Linked DNA regions of Homo sapiens: region 2 is linked to region 1. A link is a loop called in an ENCODE intact Hi-C map of the cell type or tissue named here. Cell type or tissue: heart left ventricle. All regions are shown on one strand.

Region 1 (8,000 bases):
CTTAGTCAAGGAAAAGCAATAAAAGATAAAAAAGATCAAGGCTATGGGCGTTTTAGTTATTACATTTCTAGCAAAAGGAGCATATTTCAGCCTTTTCTCAACCTGCATAAACAATATATTAAATAAAACTGTATATGCTTCAGTTACATTTCCTCTACTGGTTATATTATTCTGATAAGATCAATTGATTCCCACAGTGAGTTATCAAACTATCAACACTGTAATGGACAAAATTAGTCTATTTCATTCTAAAAAGCAATACCAGCAACTCTTACAGATAAAAAGGGTCATAAAAACATATTGGGCAGTGAATCCTCTGACAAGTCTCTTGATAATAGCTCCTTATGATCAGCTCACATACTCTGATTGGTCAGAGTGAAATGGAGTTTAACCAGAGCATTAAACAGTATTCAGGGATGACTTCATATATCTCAAAGATTATGACAGAATAAGTGGAAAGGCAGAACTCAGGAATCAAATATTATTCCAGCCAGTCAAGAGCAGAGAATATTTTAATTTCATGATGATTTTTGACAGTGAGTTCATTTTCATTAGCCTAAATTCAATTATTTGTTCATATAGCAATGGCTCTTGGTTGCTCTGGCTCTGCTTCTATCCTATTCAACCAAGGACATTTTTAAATTGGGACAACTATCTTTGAACATACAATAGAATATGCTTAATTCAAACAACTTGAATTAAAAAACCTGTTTTCACTCATAGTATGATGTCAACATAGATTTGTGGAATGGAGACTGATTTCACTATAATTTAAGGGTCTCCTGCTGTATAACGTAAAAAGGCATGGAATTTTTAGTGAGAGCCACCTGGCTTTTATTTATTTATTTGTTTATTACTTTTTAGATAACGGGTCTCACTATGTTGTTCAGATTAGTCTTGCACTCATGGGCTCAAGTGATCTTTCCACCTTAGCCTTCCAAGTAGCTAGGATTACAGGCATATGTCGCCATGCCTGGGATTTGAGTATCAAGTAGGATATAATCTCTTGTTCACAGAGCAATTGTAAGGTTTAAAATAAACACACACACACACACACACCCCATAGCTTAGAAGTTAAGAACACTGCCTCTGTAGTAAGACAGGCCTAGTTGTGATTGTGGTATGTCATTTGCCTAACTGAATGACTTTAACCAAGTTTTTTAACTTTTTATAAGTCTTAGTTTCCTAATCTGTAAAATGAGCATATTGATTCATACCAACAAGTCAATACAGTATTAACAGTAATAGAATCACTGATAAAATAGTAATACAATATTAACAGTAATAGAATTATTGTTAAAATTAGGATTTCTTTTAATTAATGTCAGTAAAAAAATTAAGGGTCATACACTATGCTAAGTGAAATATGCCAGAGATAAGACAAATACGATATAATTCCACTTACATGAGGTACCTAGAGTAGCCAAATTCATAGAGACAGAAAGCAGAATGGTGACTGCCAGGGGCTAAGGGGAGAAAGGAATGGGGAGTTACTATTTAACAGGTGCAAGAGTTTCAGTTTTGCAAGATGAAAAAAAGATCTGGAGATGGATGGTGGTGATAGTTGCACAACAATGTCAATTTACCTAATGTCACTGAACTGTGTACTTAGGAATGGTTAAAACTGTACTTTTTTTTTTTTTTTTTTTTTTTTTGAGATGGAGTCTTGCTCTGTTGCCCAGGCTGGAGTGCAGTGGTGCGATCTCAGCTCACCACAAGCTCCGCCTCCCGGGTTCAAGCGATTCTCCCATCTCAGTCTCCTGAGTAGCCAGGCACACGCCACAACACCCGCTAATTTTGTATTTTTAGTAGAAATGGGGTTTCTCCATGTTGGCCAGGGTGATCTCGAACTCCTGACCTCAGGTGATCCACCCACCTTGGCCTCCCAAAGTGCTGGGATTACAGGCCTGAGCCACTGCCCTGACCAAAATTGTACATTTTATGTTACGTATATTATACTACAATAAACAAAATTAAAGGTAGTGAAGATTAGTTATTTTTTTTTGTTTTGTTTTTTGTTTTTTTTTGAGACAGTCTGACTCTGTCGTCCAGGCTGTAGTGCAGTGGCGTGATCTCAGCTCACTGCAACCTCTGCCTCCCGGCTTCAAGCAATTCTTTGCCTCAGCCTCTCGAGTAGCTGGGATTACAGGCACCCACCACCAGGCCCGGCTAATTTTTTGTATTTTTAGTAGAGATGGGGTTTCACCATCTTGGCCAGGCTGGTCTTGAACTTCTGACCTCGTGATCCACCTGCCTCGGCCTTCCAAAGTGCTGGGATTATAGGCGTGGGCCAATGTGCCCGGCCGTGAAGATTAGTTTTAAAGTGCTTAGCACAGCATCAGATACATTTTAAGTGCTCAATAAATGATAGGTGTCTTACTATTAATTTTATTTATTAAACATTTAAAAAATGCATTTGAGAGCTCATTACAAACTGTTTAAATGCTACACAATTATATTGTTATTGATGGTAGCTGTCAGATTTTTTTTACATAGATCCAACACATTGCTTGGATATCTAGAAATACCTGATAGAATGATCACAGTGCAGAGGTGTGAGTGCTAGAAAATACACACACTAACATTTCACTAATGTAGAACAAATGGGTTGTTTATATTCAAGTATGGTTATAAAGAGATTTTTAAGTTGAAATGAAAACATTTTGGTGGTATTCATCTTGAAGTATAACAAATAAAATATTCCTTTGCTCCTAATTTTATTATATTGTTCTGTAAACACTTTTTTTTTTGTAAAAGAGGCAAAGATAAATTTAGCCAAGCACTTAAACAACAAACATGCAAATTATACAAAGATTCTTATCTACTCATTAAAGGACTGAAATGGTTATATAAGACATACAAACATACACACATATACACACACCTATAGCACAGATTGACACAGCTGGCATGACATAAATTTAGAGCATGCTTCCCTGTCTCTTTATTTTATAAGTTAGGAAATTAAGTGTTAAAAGGTTAGATGATTTGATTAAAATTCCACAATAAATTGATGGCAGAAATGTAATTAAAGCCCCTCAGAATCGTATCCTGCGCATCCCCCTCAAATGTGCCATGGCAAAGGACTTGCCTCAGCCATTCTTCCTCATTCCTCTTCTACATGCTGTTCACTCTCACCCTCATGTCCTATTCTCAGGTTAGATGCCACCTTTGGAAAATGTTTACTAGTTTCCCAGAATGAATTTGGCATTCTGCCTTTAGGCTCCCAAAGATCCCTTTTAAACCCCAGGATCAAACACACTGAATTCTTATGTCTGTGTGCCTCCCCTATTAGATGTGACAACTTCAGGACACAGAATGTCATCTCTGTATCCCCTGACATCTAACCCAGGGACTGTCAATAGTGAATATCTGTTGAATAAGTGAACTAACTAACCATCACAGGCTTCTCCAAAGAGAGACAGGAAAGATGGGATCAAGGACATAGTGAGGAAGTTAGCCTTGGAATGGGGGCAGAACAGACCTTCATTAAAGACAAGAGCAAAGCAGAAGAGGATGAAGACAGAGAGGGATTTTTAAGTAAAAGGGATGGAAGCTTAAATGAGTACTTATTTTGCTCACAAAAATAGAACAAGGAGGAAACTGGATTTTTTTGTTCTGTTTGTTCTCTGTCAAGGGAGCTTGTATTTCTTAGGGTACATTAAGTTCAATTTAATCACTGACTACTTGGAAATGGTGTGTTTATTCAACTGTCTTCCCTTCTTGATATTTTGGATTGTTTCATGAGAAATAAGTAATGAGAAATTGCTTCAACAAATTTAAGGTATTATATAATATGTGCATGGTACTGTGATGATATACATTTTTTCCTGATACAGATCCCTGTTTCATAAAATGTATTATTTCTGAAACTTTAAAACTTTAAAATTCCTTGAGTATCCTAATTAGAAGCCCAGTATTTGTGTTTGTTGGTTTGTTTTAGCATTTACTAGATAGCATCTTGAAACTAACCTATCATCAAACTGAAGATGCACTAGAGAAAGTTAAAAACAAACAAATGAAATATTCAAGTAACAAATGATCCAGGAGTGGTGTTTTACTGCCACCAACAGGACAATAGGCATTCCTTCATGAAAGTTACAAAACTAATGGAATGTACAAAATCATTGCAAATCCAAAAAAAAAGTTTATGAGTTGTTTCATTCTTTTTTTCAGGTGTTTAGACTTCTATTTTTGTAACATGAATATTAACTACAGAAACTACATTCCCAACTTCAGTTCTTCCTTAAGTCACTATCTTCAAACACAGAAACAAGAACTTTTAACCCAAGTTGGTACATCAAAGACTAGGGAGAACTGAAATCCATTTTCCAGTTTCAAGGTCTTTTGCTTTTCTTTCTTTTTTTTTTGAGACGGAGTCTTGCTCTGTCGCCCAGGCTGGAGTGCAGTGGCGTGATCTCGGCTCACTGCAAGCTCTGCCTCCTGGGTTCACACCATTCTCCTGGCTCAGCCTCTGGAGTCGCTGGGACTACAGGCGCCCACCACCATGCCCGGCTAACTTCTTGATCTCATCTAGCCAACTCCCCTCCTGGCTTTAGCCTTCAAGCTGCCATTCATTATTCCTGGGCTTAAGCCAAGCTAACTTTGGGAAACATTTAGTTTATAGTTTAAATGATAATAGCCTTTCCCCAAAACTCAACCGACCTTGTAAAGCTAATGAGAGACCACCAGGCTAGGGGGATAGAGGAGCTTGAATTCTTCTATGGTGTGGACGTGATTGTCAGCCATTATTCTGGAGGTCACAAGATATGCAACTTTCCCAATTACTCCTGTAGATAACATCACTATTATAGAACCTAAGAATGGCCTTTTGGGATATCTTTTCAGGTTTTTTGCATGACACCAATGGCTCCACCTGGACCCACCAACTGCTCCTGTGGCCCCACCCAGAAGCAACTCAGCGCACAAGATGACCGTTTTCCACACCCCTATGATTGTGCCCCCAACCAATCAGCAGCAAGTATCCATTGTCTAGCCACCTCCACCCCTTCTTCCAAACTACCTTGGGAAAATCCCTAACCTTCAATGAGACTGATTTGAGTAATAATTCCATCACCTGCAAAGTGTGGCTGTCTTCATATCAATTAACCTCTTTCTTTACTGCAATGCTCCATGAATTGATTTTGTTTGTGCAGTGGGCAGGAAGCACCTGTCAGGTGGTTACAGTGACAATGGTGGTGACAGTAGTAATCCAGAAATGAAGTTCTAAGGAAAAAAAAAACTTTTCTGATAGAGGGTAAAAGAGATCAGGAACAAGACAAAGATAATTACTCTTGCCACTTCCATTCAACATTGTACTGTTAGCAGTGAATCTGTACAGGTCTGCAGCAACTCGAGATTCTTGCCTCCTCAATAAAAAGAATTTGTCCAAGAGGGCATAAGGCAGAGTGAGAGATTAAGGCAAGTTTTTGAGCAGGAGTGAGAATTTATTAAAAACTTTTAGAGCAGGAATGAAAGGAAGTAAAGTATTCTTGGAAGTGAGCCAAGCAGGCAACTTGAGAGATTCAAGTATACTGTCTGACCCTTGACTTAGGGTTTTATACATTGGCATGATTCCAGGGTTTGTGTTTCTTCTCCCCTGATTCTTCCCTTGGGGTGGGCTGTCCACATGCACAGTGGCCTGCTAGCCCTGGGGTGGGGCCGCATGTACAGTGTGTTTACTGAAGTTGTGTGCATGTTCATTTGAGGTATTTTTCCCTTACCAGTTGACTAGTGTTCCCAGAGGAGGGTCATATACCTGTTAAACTCCACCAGTTTGCCTCCTGGTGGGCATGCTTGAGCCTACTCGCAAAATCCTGAGATCTTATTAAGAAGCTGCTGATCACCAGCTTCAGGTGGTTTCTATCTATTGGGAGACAGCCTTTCCCTGGCGCAAGCTACAACCATTATGTTAGATAGTTTAACAACTGCATGACCATTACCTGATGGTCACCTGACATTCCTGGGGAGGAGGGCCCTCTCCTGTCCTGTTCATGTCTGCCTAGTTACCTATTCTGCCAGTACTGGAGGTTTTAGTCAGAGGAATTAGGCAAGAAAAAGAAAGAAAATGCATCCAAATCAGAAAGGAAGAAGTAAAAATATGTCTACAAGATGACTGATACAATTTGGCTTTGTGTCCCCACCCAAATCTCATCTTGAATTGTACTCGCATAATTCCCATGTGTTGTGGGAGGGACCAGGTGGAGATAACCGAATCATGGGGGTGGTTTCCTCCATACTGTTCTTGTGGTAGTGAATAAGTCTCACGAAATCTGATGTTTTAATAAGGGGAAACTTGTTTCACTTTGCTCTCATTCTCTCTCTTGCCACAGCCGCGTGAGATGTGCCTTTCACCTTCAGGCATGATTGTGAGGCCTCCCCAGCCACATGGAACTGTAAGTCCAATAAACCCCTTTTTTTTGTAAATTGCCCAGTCTCGGGTATGTCTTTATCAGCTGCATGAAAACATACTAATACAATGACATCTTGTATTTCAAAAATCTTGGGAAACACACAATACACATACATGAATATTAAAGCTGAAAATGAGTTCAACAAGGTTGCAGGTTATAAGATCAATATAGATAAGTTGGTTCTATTTAACCTGGGAGGCGGAGCTTGCAGTGAGCCGAGATTGCGCCACTGCACTACAGCCTGGGTGACAGGGTGAGACTCCGTCTCAAAAAAAAAAAAAAGGAAAGTCAGTTGTATTTTTGGATACCAGTAATGAGGACGCAGTGAAAATGAAATTAACAAACAATTCAATTCACAATAGCATCAAGCAGAATAAAAGTTAGAATTAAATTTTTTCAAGTGCTTTAAGACTTTTGTATGCTAAAAACCACAAAGTATCATCAAAAAAAATTAAATAAGACCTAAATAAATGTGAAAAAACCTCATGTTCATGGATCAAAAGTCTCAATATTGTTAATGTCGATGAAGAGTCAAGCTCTGTAAAATATTTGAAGAGGTTTATGCTGAGCCAAATATAAATGACCAATGGCCCATGACACAGCCCTCAGATCATGAAAACATGTGCCCAAGGTGGTCGGAGAACAGCTTAGTTTTATACATTTTAGGAAGACATGAGACATCAATCAAATCCATGGAAGATGTACATTGGTTTGGTCCAGAAAGGTGAAACAACGGGGAAGTGGGAGCTTCCGGGTCACAGGTAGATTCAAAGATTTTCTTATTGGCAATTGGTTGAAAAAGTTAAGTTGTTGTCTAAACACTTAGGAATGTCTGGGTTAAGATAAGGGGTTGTGGATACCATGGTTTTATCATGCAGGTGAAGCCTCCAGATAGCAGGCTTGGAGAGAATAGATTGTAAATGTTTAACAGACTTAACAAGTCTGTTCTATTGGTGATTCCAAAAGGGAAGATGGCATAATGAGGCATGTCAGACTCCCACCTTCCCCCATCATGGGCTGAATTTGTTTTTTCAGGTTACCTCTGAGATGCCCTTGTCAAGGGACTGAGGTAAAAGAATGGTCAGGGGGCTTAGGATTTCATTTTTGGTTTACATTCAGATGGCATTACTCCTCAATGGATACAGAGATTCAAAGCAATCCCTATTAAAATCCTATTGCCTTTTTGGCAGAAACTGACAAACTGATCCTAAAATTCATATGAAAATGCAAGGGACCTGGAATAGCCAAAACAATCTTGAAAGAGAAGAACAAAACTGGAGAATGCACACTTCCTTATCTCAAAACTTATTACAAAGCTAGAGTAATCAAGACTGTGGTACTGGTGTAAGAACAGACACACAGATAAGGGAATAGAGACTCCAGAAATAAAACTGTCCATGGTCAACTGATTTTTGACAAGGATGCCAAGACCATCCAAAGGAGAAAGAAGAGTCTTTTCAACAAATGGTATGGGGACAAGTAGATAGCCATGTGCTAAAGGATGAAGGTGTACCCCTAGTGTATGGTATGCTAGGGCTGTCATAAAAAGGAATCAGACTGGGTGGCTTAACAACAGTGATTTATTTT
Region 2 (8,000 bases), 210 kb before region 1:
TCCAACCAGTGTCTGCTTCAAAGGAGACAGTGAGTCACCAAATTTAATAAATCTGGAAAACTATTCTGGAAACTTTAAAAACAAAAATATTTCTTCCCCCAAAGAAAAACAACAACAAAATAATTACTTTTTTATTTTTATTTTTTTAGAGACAGGGTCTTGCTCTGTTGCCCAGGCTGGAGTACAGTGGTGCAATCATAGTTCACTGCAGCCTCAAACTCCTGGGTACAACTGATCCTCCTGCCTCAGCCTCCCGGGTAGCTGGGACTACCGGCACATGCCACTGTGCCTGGCTAACTAAAAAATTTTTTTTCCTTGTAGATATGGGGTCCTGCTATGTTGCTCAGGCTAGTCTCAAACTCCTGGCCTCAAGCAAAAAAAAAAAAATTACTTTTATAGCAGCAAACTATAACTAGCTCTATGTGCCACAGAAGTACATTACCTGTTTATACTCAGCAATGATAGCTGTAGTCTTCTTTATTTCATATTCTGCCTTCTCTAGCTGTTTCCTGAAGACTTCTTTTAGCTAGAAAGAATAGAATGAGAAATATCAGGATTTAGCCAAAATCTTAAATTTTCACAAACATCTATATTCAAGTCTGTCTGATTCATAGTCAGTAACAATGGTAACAATGTTAACTATATAAATTATCTTCATGGAAGCTGCATCTTGATAATCTGAAAAAGTCAATCATCTCCAGAGATGCAGAAACCTTACTTTCTTTTCTGTAAAATATGAGACATATGAACAACACCATTATAAAATTGCTTATGCTTGCTACTTCTAAACATATTGCTAAATAAGTATCCATTCAGAAGCTATCTTTATCCTTATAAGAGTCTAAAACAAAACATCAAGGCAATACTGCATGCTAAATTTGTTACTCTTGATGTTATAAATTACTGAAAAAAATCATTGTAGGCCTCCTTATTTATAGTCTACCTTTACTGCTGTTACCTCTCTGGAGGCAGAAACAAGAGGCTTTGGGGACTAGAGTTAGAAAAGACGGGGGAAGATAAGAGTTTTGAGAAGGACAGGAGATTCAGGGACTAAAGAAACTGACTTTAGAAGGAGCTAAAGTGACACATAATGGCAGGTACCTGTTACAGTCACTGAAATGTTAAATTATGAATGCTATAGTTATAACCACAGTTATTTTTGTGGCCCAGCAGCTCTAGAATTCTAGGTATAGGGGAAAATTAAGGTGATGGAAAAGCTCAGGTGCTACCAGATACAAAGGAAAGAATTAAATTCTGCAAGTTGTTGAACAAACAAGTAATGAAACAAACAAAAAACAACTCTGCTTAAACTTTAAGTACATAATCAGAATAAAGAGATGCGTTCTGCACTAAAGCATCCCAAATTATTAATGGCGTATACTCTGTAATTGCTAGTTCATAAATTATTGCAATTTATAATAGCACTCATTAGATTTCTGAATTTCTTCATATCTGTTAGATTCTAAAATTCTAAAAGCAATTGGTAAGTTATAGTGATCTACACTCAGTTGTTTATATTGATCTTTATTCTCTATCTGACATAATTTAAGGACATAAACAATAACCTTCTCGCCTTCCACGATAAGGCCCCATAGATGTTAGGACAGACTTGGCTGGCTGAGAGTCTTTGAGCAAGGGTCACTAAATTTATCTAAGCCATAGTTTCCTCATCTGAAAATGAGAATAATCCCTATTTTACAAGGGTACCATAATGATTAAAACAGTTACACACACACAGATGCACATGGAGGGGAGGAAGGGTGCAAAGCATCTTGCATTGTTCTTGCAACATACTAGGTGAGTATTCAAGTGTCATATTCCTTCCCATTTTAGGTATCAATTGCTTACAGGCTAGTATATATGTCTATGGAACCACGGAGCAGGTAGAACCTGGGTTAAATTTACTTGCCAAGAGCCTTATGCCTCATCTAGAGTAGCTTAAGTGGCCCAAAGATGGCAGGAAGTAAAGAAAAAACAAAACCCATTAAGGAGCCTAAATAATCTAAAACTGGGTAATCAGCCCCTGAAAATTTTTGAGTAGGTAAGAAATATATATCCTGGGCCGCTGTAAATGCCAAAGACTCATTAAATCAGATTCCAAGGAAAAAGAAACCATGGAACACTTTTTATAAAGTCTGGAAGGTGCTAAATGACACATTCCTCCACATGTAACTTTAGTGGAACTTTTTTTCTGGTTGCTTGGATGTAGATCCTTGAAATGCTTTATGCTGTGCTTTAAGTTTAGTATTACTGATGTCTCAGAATGAAACTCATTAAAATAAGCTAATCACGATTTGAGATGCTTCCTCACTTTATAAGTTAGCTACATTAGTAAAATTCAAACACACTCTTGGCAGAAGACTTCAATTGTTTGTGATGAAACTCTGACTCATAATCTAATCTGTGTCAGGCCCCTGGCTGGGACTGACAGGGGTAGAAAACACTGATGAAGCAGCATGTTCTTCCTTGGGGAAGCGGAAAGCTCCAATTCCTTGGGCCCATAGGCCTCTCTGCCCCTATCCTATACTGCTTTGCACTGGTGGCATTTTCTGGCTAATTAGCCTTACAGCTCCCATGAAGAGTGTAGGGTGCTAACTTCAAGGCTGGTTCCCAAAATGTTTCTTTATATTCCCCCAGGAAATAGGTTTGAAAGCTTAGCCAGGAATACTGATGCTGCTTAAGGTGTGAATCAGGAAAATGAAGTGTGACTGATTGCGGCAGGGGCTGTGTGGCAACTCCCAGCAGAGATCTCTGTAGGCTTTCGGTTTAACAATGCTCATAAACTACTTCAGAGAAGTCAATTATCTTGGAGATACAACACAAAATTTGCAGATTTGTCAAAGCTCTTGGATCATAATTCCAAGTTACTAAACTTAGAGAAAACTCAACACTCTTGCTAAATATCTCAGTAAAGGCAAATTCCTAAAAGCTGTTCAAGGGTAGAAATACTGCCTCCTCTTTTAACACCCTTCAAAAAAAAAATGTCAGAAATGTTGAACAAAAATGTTGAGTAAGTACACTCAACTACTTACATTACTGCTTTAACATCACCTTTGATTTAGAAGAAATTTAATTTTCCTTCTTTTTTATAGTGTTAATTCCCTACCAACATACCTTTGTAAAGAAAAGCCTACATATTATTCCTTTTACCTGGGCAGTCTCTTCCTCTTGCTTCCTCTTCTCCTCTTCAGTCTCCACCAGCCTCTGTTTGGTCAAAAGGAGCTCTTTATTCAACACATCTGCCTTGTCTTCTGCCTGCAAATCATGGTGCATCACAGTCATACATCACAGTCATACAGAGGGTAAAGAAAGTGTGTGGAAATCTTCTCCAAACCCAATCTTCAGTTGCTGTTCCAAAATTATTGCAAGTCATTATTTTCCCTCCTAGCTCAACCAAGCGATGGCTGCTTTCACTGAATGCCAACTATGTGCCATCTAGTTGGCACACATTATTTCTAATCCACACACCAACAATAATTTTACAGATTATGACAGTGAGGTTTGGAAAGATCCAACAAACTGTCTGGGGTCACACATCTAATAGAGTCATGATCTGAATTCAGATTTGAATAACATCAAAGTCCATCCTCCTTCTAAATGCTTCTTACAGATTTTTAGATGTTACAGCAGCACTCACTCTGTGTAGATGGATCTGATGAAGGGGTAGAGCCTCACACAGAAACTTCCAACTGGTGGAGAATGGGGGTTGACTCAGAGAGGGGAGCAGACAGGGTGGTCTGAGGACAACAGTTAGGTGGCAAATTCAAAGACTAGCTGAGGTAAACCTGCCCACATGGCCACTCACACAGGGCAGTGAGTCTAGTAAGGAGAAATCAAGACCAAAAACCCATGATAGAGAGAGCCATGAAGAAAATGGAAATATGGACCAGGAACCCAGGAAGAAAAGATCATATTTCTAGAATGATGATGTCTATTTAACACGTCAGGCTCTCACCTTTTAGGCCTCGGCTTCAAGTTCACATGGCAATGAAGCATGCCCTCAGCCCTGGCCCACTCACCCTCATCTAAGTTAGCTCCCCTATCTAAATCTCTCATATTTCCCTTAATAGGACTGTAATGACAACTTACACATGGGATTTATTTGTCTTGCCCACTAGGCTTTAAGCTCCAGGAGACAAGAACTATATCTCTTTTGCTCATCACTCTATCCCAAGCACCAAGCCCAATGCCAAGTACAGAATAGGTGCTCCCTAAGTACTTGGTGAATGAAGAGGTGTGGCTAAATCATTGCAGATGCAGACTGCATGCAGTGGAGATGGCAGAAGGCCACAGGATGAGTTCAGCAGAGAGAACCCAGACACAGAGGAGAGGTGATTATGTGAAGAAGCTATCCCTGGCTGACAGCAGCAAAATGTTATCCAAATAATGGTGAAAACTGGCCAGGTGGCCTTCTGTCCGTCTTCTGCCATATCTCCCACATGTCCAGATGGGCCAGGCCAGCCCAGTCTGCTGAGGACTGGCCAAGCGGCCTTCTGTCTGTTTTCTGCCATATCTCCTGCATGTCCAGATGGCCAGGCCAGCACAGTCTGCTGGTGACTGTAGAGAAACTGCATTCCAGCTGCTCTGCTTGCCCTGTCTTCTGGCTCCTGATGGCTCATAGCCCAGTGGTTAGAGCTTTGTTTGCAGATCATTTGAAACCGTTGGGTAGTTAAGGCGAAAAAGTCCCTTAAAAGTCTTTAAGACTCTAAAAATTGCTCTGATGCATTAGATTTTAGGGGGGAAAATCTAACAGCAAATTAACAACTAAAATGAGAGGTAGACCTTGAGAATGCAATATGAACACTGCAAGTCAAGTTTTCATAAGTTGTAAGTCACCTGATGTACATCATGAAAGGATGTGGCATAAAGTACGGCATTTTAAAAGAAAACAAAAAGAGAAAAATAAATAAACCATGGAAGCACAAAGCTTCCATTCTAGAGCCCCAAGCCAGATGACTGACTGAGGTTACTCACAAAGCAGGGAGACCCTCCCCAAAGTCTCTGACAGATAGGCACAGAGTGGCACTTTGAGAGCAGCTGTACAGCCGGGTGCGGTGGCTCACATCTGTAATCCCAGCACCCTGGGAGGCCGAGGCAGGCTGATCACGAGGTCAGGAGATCGAGGCCATCCTGGCTAACACGGTGAAACCCTGTCTCTACTAAAAATACAAAAAAAATTAGCCGGGCATGGTGGCAGGTGCCTGTAGTCCCAGCTACTCAGGAGGCTGAGGCAGGAGAATGGCGTGAAACCAGGAGGCGGAGCTTGCAGTGAGCCGAGATCTTGCCACTGCATTCCAGCCTGGGCGACAGAGCGAGACTCCGTCTCAAAAAAAAAAAAAAAAAAAAAAAAAAACAAAAAACAATTGTACTGCTCATTTCAGTGTTCTTAAAAACTGAACCAACTCTCTCCCTGTAACTGCAGCCCACTGGTTCAAGTTCTACCCCAGAATGTTTGAGCCCTGCTAATAAAGAAGACTGCAACTAAGCCTTCCTCTTACAGGACCCACAGCAATTTCCACTTTGTGAACAGACTGATCCTTTCATAATGTTCATCATGATACTGAAATAAATGTTTTTTTTTCAGTTTGGTCTCTTGGAGAGCCATCTAAAATTTTAACATTTTATGAAAATGTTTTAAAGTAAATGCTGGCCAGGCGCGGTGGCTCACGCCTGTAATCCCAGCACTTTGGGAGGCTGAGGTGGGTGGGTCACCTGAAGCCAGGAGTTCGGGATCAGCCTGGCCAACATGGTGAAACCCCGTCTCTATTAAAAATACAAAAATCAGCCAGGCATGGTTTTGGGCACCTGTAATTCCAGCTACTCAGGAGACAGAGGCAGGAGAATTGCTCGAAACCAGGAGATAGAGGTTGCAGTGAGCCAAGATCGCACTATTGCACTCCAGCCTGGACTACAGGGCTAGACTGTCTCAAAGAAAAAAAAAAAAAAAAGAAATGAAAGAAAAAGAAAAGAAAAGGGGGAAAAACACTTCCCCGAGGAATTTTTTTCAAAAACACCTAAATGTTTATGCTAAGAAGACCTATTATTTTTATTTGCACATTTTCTGCTGAACAGTCTTCATTAGGTCAAGATTAAGGCAACTTCACTTATTTCTACTGTTACCATATACAACATCTGCAGCAATTGTTGTGGGTCCTATAGGGAAGAGTCCAGTTTTCCAGGAAGCTTAATTCACAGTTTCTCCTCTTATGTTAAACAGAAAAGTAGGAGCAATTGTTCTGTTCATCAAAGTAGGGCCAGATCTGAAATAACTTGAGTATCCCTCTAACAGTGGTCTTTTGAATTTTTGTACAGCCAACCACTATACCTCACTTAAGTAGGAATTAATTTTAATGTTAATGAATGAAATGCTAAACACAAATTCTACCTTTGAGCCCAAATTATAAAGCCTTTCAAATTCTACCTTTGAGCCCAAATTATAAAGCCTTCACCATAATTTTTTTTTTTTTTTTTTTTTTTTTGAGACAGAGTCTCGCTCTGTCACCCAGGCTGGAGTACAATGGTGCGATCTTGGCTCACTGCAACCTCCACCTCCCAGGTTCAAGAGATTCTCCTGTCTCAGCCTCCCTAGTAGCTGGGATTACGGGCGCATGCCGCCACACCTGGCTAATTTTTTGTATTTTTAATAGAGACTCGGTTTCACCGTGTTCCCCAGGCTGGTCTCGAACTCCTAAGCTCAGGCAATCCACCTGCCTCGGCCTCCCAAAGTGCTAGGATTACAGGCGTGAGCCACTGCACCAGACAGCCTTCACCATAATTTGATAAGATTGAAACACTGTCATTATCAAGTCTAAATACTTAACAATATCTTATAATGTCTCATTGATACTGAAAGTTCTAATTGCAATCTAAGGCTTCTGCTATATATGTATGAGAGAAACAAGCATTGCAATGTGTGATTTAATCATGAATCAACCAATAACCTCAGAAAAGACTCAGCCCTAATATCAGAAATGAGGATCTCTGATAAATGATTTCTGAAAGAACTAACCAGGCCAGTTGTTCAACTTAAAATAAAACAAAATAATTTTCCACTTAGTCCATGTAGCTTCTGGTCTAACAGAACTTGCTATGGTGAGAGGGAACCTAGACCCCTGGTCCTCAGCAGGACAGTACTAATCATGTCTCTTCTCTTTTGTTCCTTGCAAATAGGGAAGGACAGGAAAGGCCTGAAAGCAGATAGCAAACAGAAACTGAAATGGAGATGTTGCACCTTTTTTTCACTTCTAATCACTGAGAAATCTTTATTTAAGGAATCCGAGAGAGGGCGAGTTCTCAAGAGAGGAAGGCTCTGCCAGAGGGAAAAGCTGAAGAGCCTTTGGTGCCCAGGAAGCCTGAAATTAGCACTAAAATGGTCAGAGTAAGAAATGATTTATTTTTGCAAAGAACCTAATTTCCTAATTAGTGTTTGTTTGCTTACATATTGTCTTAAATACAATCTACTTTTATATTTGTTTAAAGTTTGCCAGTGTTTTGCTATTTTAATTAAGAGATCTGATTTTCATGAACTGGGAATGGGAAAGTACTGGGCAAACTAGGTGAAGGCCTGCAAAGCCAGTACTTTTCACTCTCAGGCTAGGGCCCTTCCTAGAAGACTGGTGGGGCAGGTCACTTCAACTGCAGGGACAGCTTTTTGGTAAGCAAATAAACCCCAATGAGGAGGAAACTGCAAAATCAGAAGTTAGGAGGAAATATGCATGAAACAGCAGTTTTTATTCTTTCATCTAGATTCTTTCATCTAGATAAAAAGCTCCCAAAGGGAGGGTCCAGGTCATATTTACTTTTCTTAAAAGAGAGGGAAAGAGAGTCAAGGAGGGAAGAGAGAAGGCAGAGGAAGAATGAAGGTCTGATGGAACCTTTTCTTCAGGGGCTGTTCTAGCACTCACATCATGAGCTACCCTGGTACTCAATAATCAATTACTTCAGGAATACCTATAATGGCAGTCACTCCAGACTGACTCACATAAAGGGTTCTCTTGGTG

Evidence for each region. Peaks named below come from ENCODE experiments on the same cell type or tissue, not always from the same donor. Only the 100,000 strongest peaks of a DNase experiment are listed, where the experiment ranks them.
Region 2: a loop joins it to region 1, with 5 times the contacts of the local background. A loop is called at or near these places in 89 of 110 quality-filtered maps.

Annotation. Positions count from the first base shown.
Region 1 is chr1:174,766,223-174,774,222 of GRCh38, reverse strand. All of the region lies in intron 18 of RABGAP1L (RAB GTPase activating protein 1 like), which reads right to left. Among named protein-coding and RNA genes, the nearest start is that of RABGAP1L-AS1, 180 kb to the left of the region's middle. In heart left ventricle, a CTCF peak has its summit at 4,069 (motif pointing left); no DNase peak of the experiment used is centred here.
Region 2 is chr1:174,971,333-174,979,332 of GRCh38, reverse strand. RABGAP1L (RAB GTPase activating protein 1 like) reads right to left here. Exons shown (of 26, transcript NM_001366446.1): 22 at 3,151-3,255; 23 at 443-526. Among named protein-coding and RNA genes, the nearest start is that of RABGAP1L-AS1, 21 kb to the right of the region's middle. In heart left ventricle, no CTCF peak of the experiment used is centred here; a DNase peak (open chromatin) is centred at 4,482.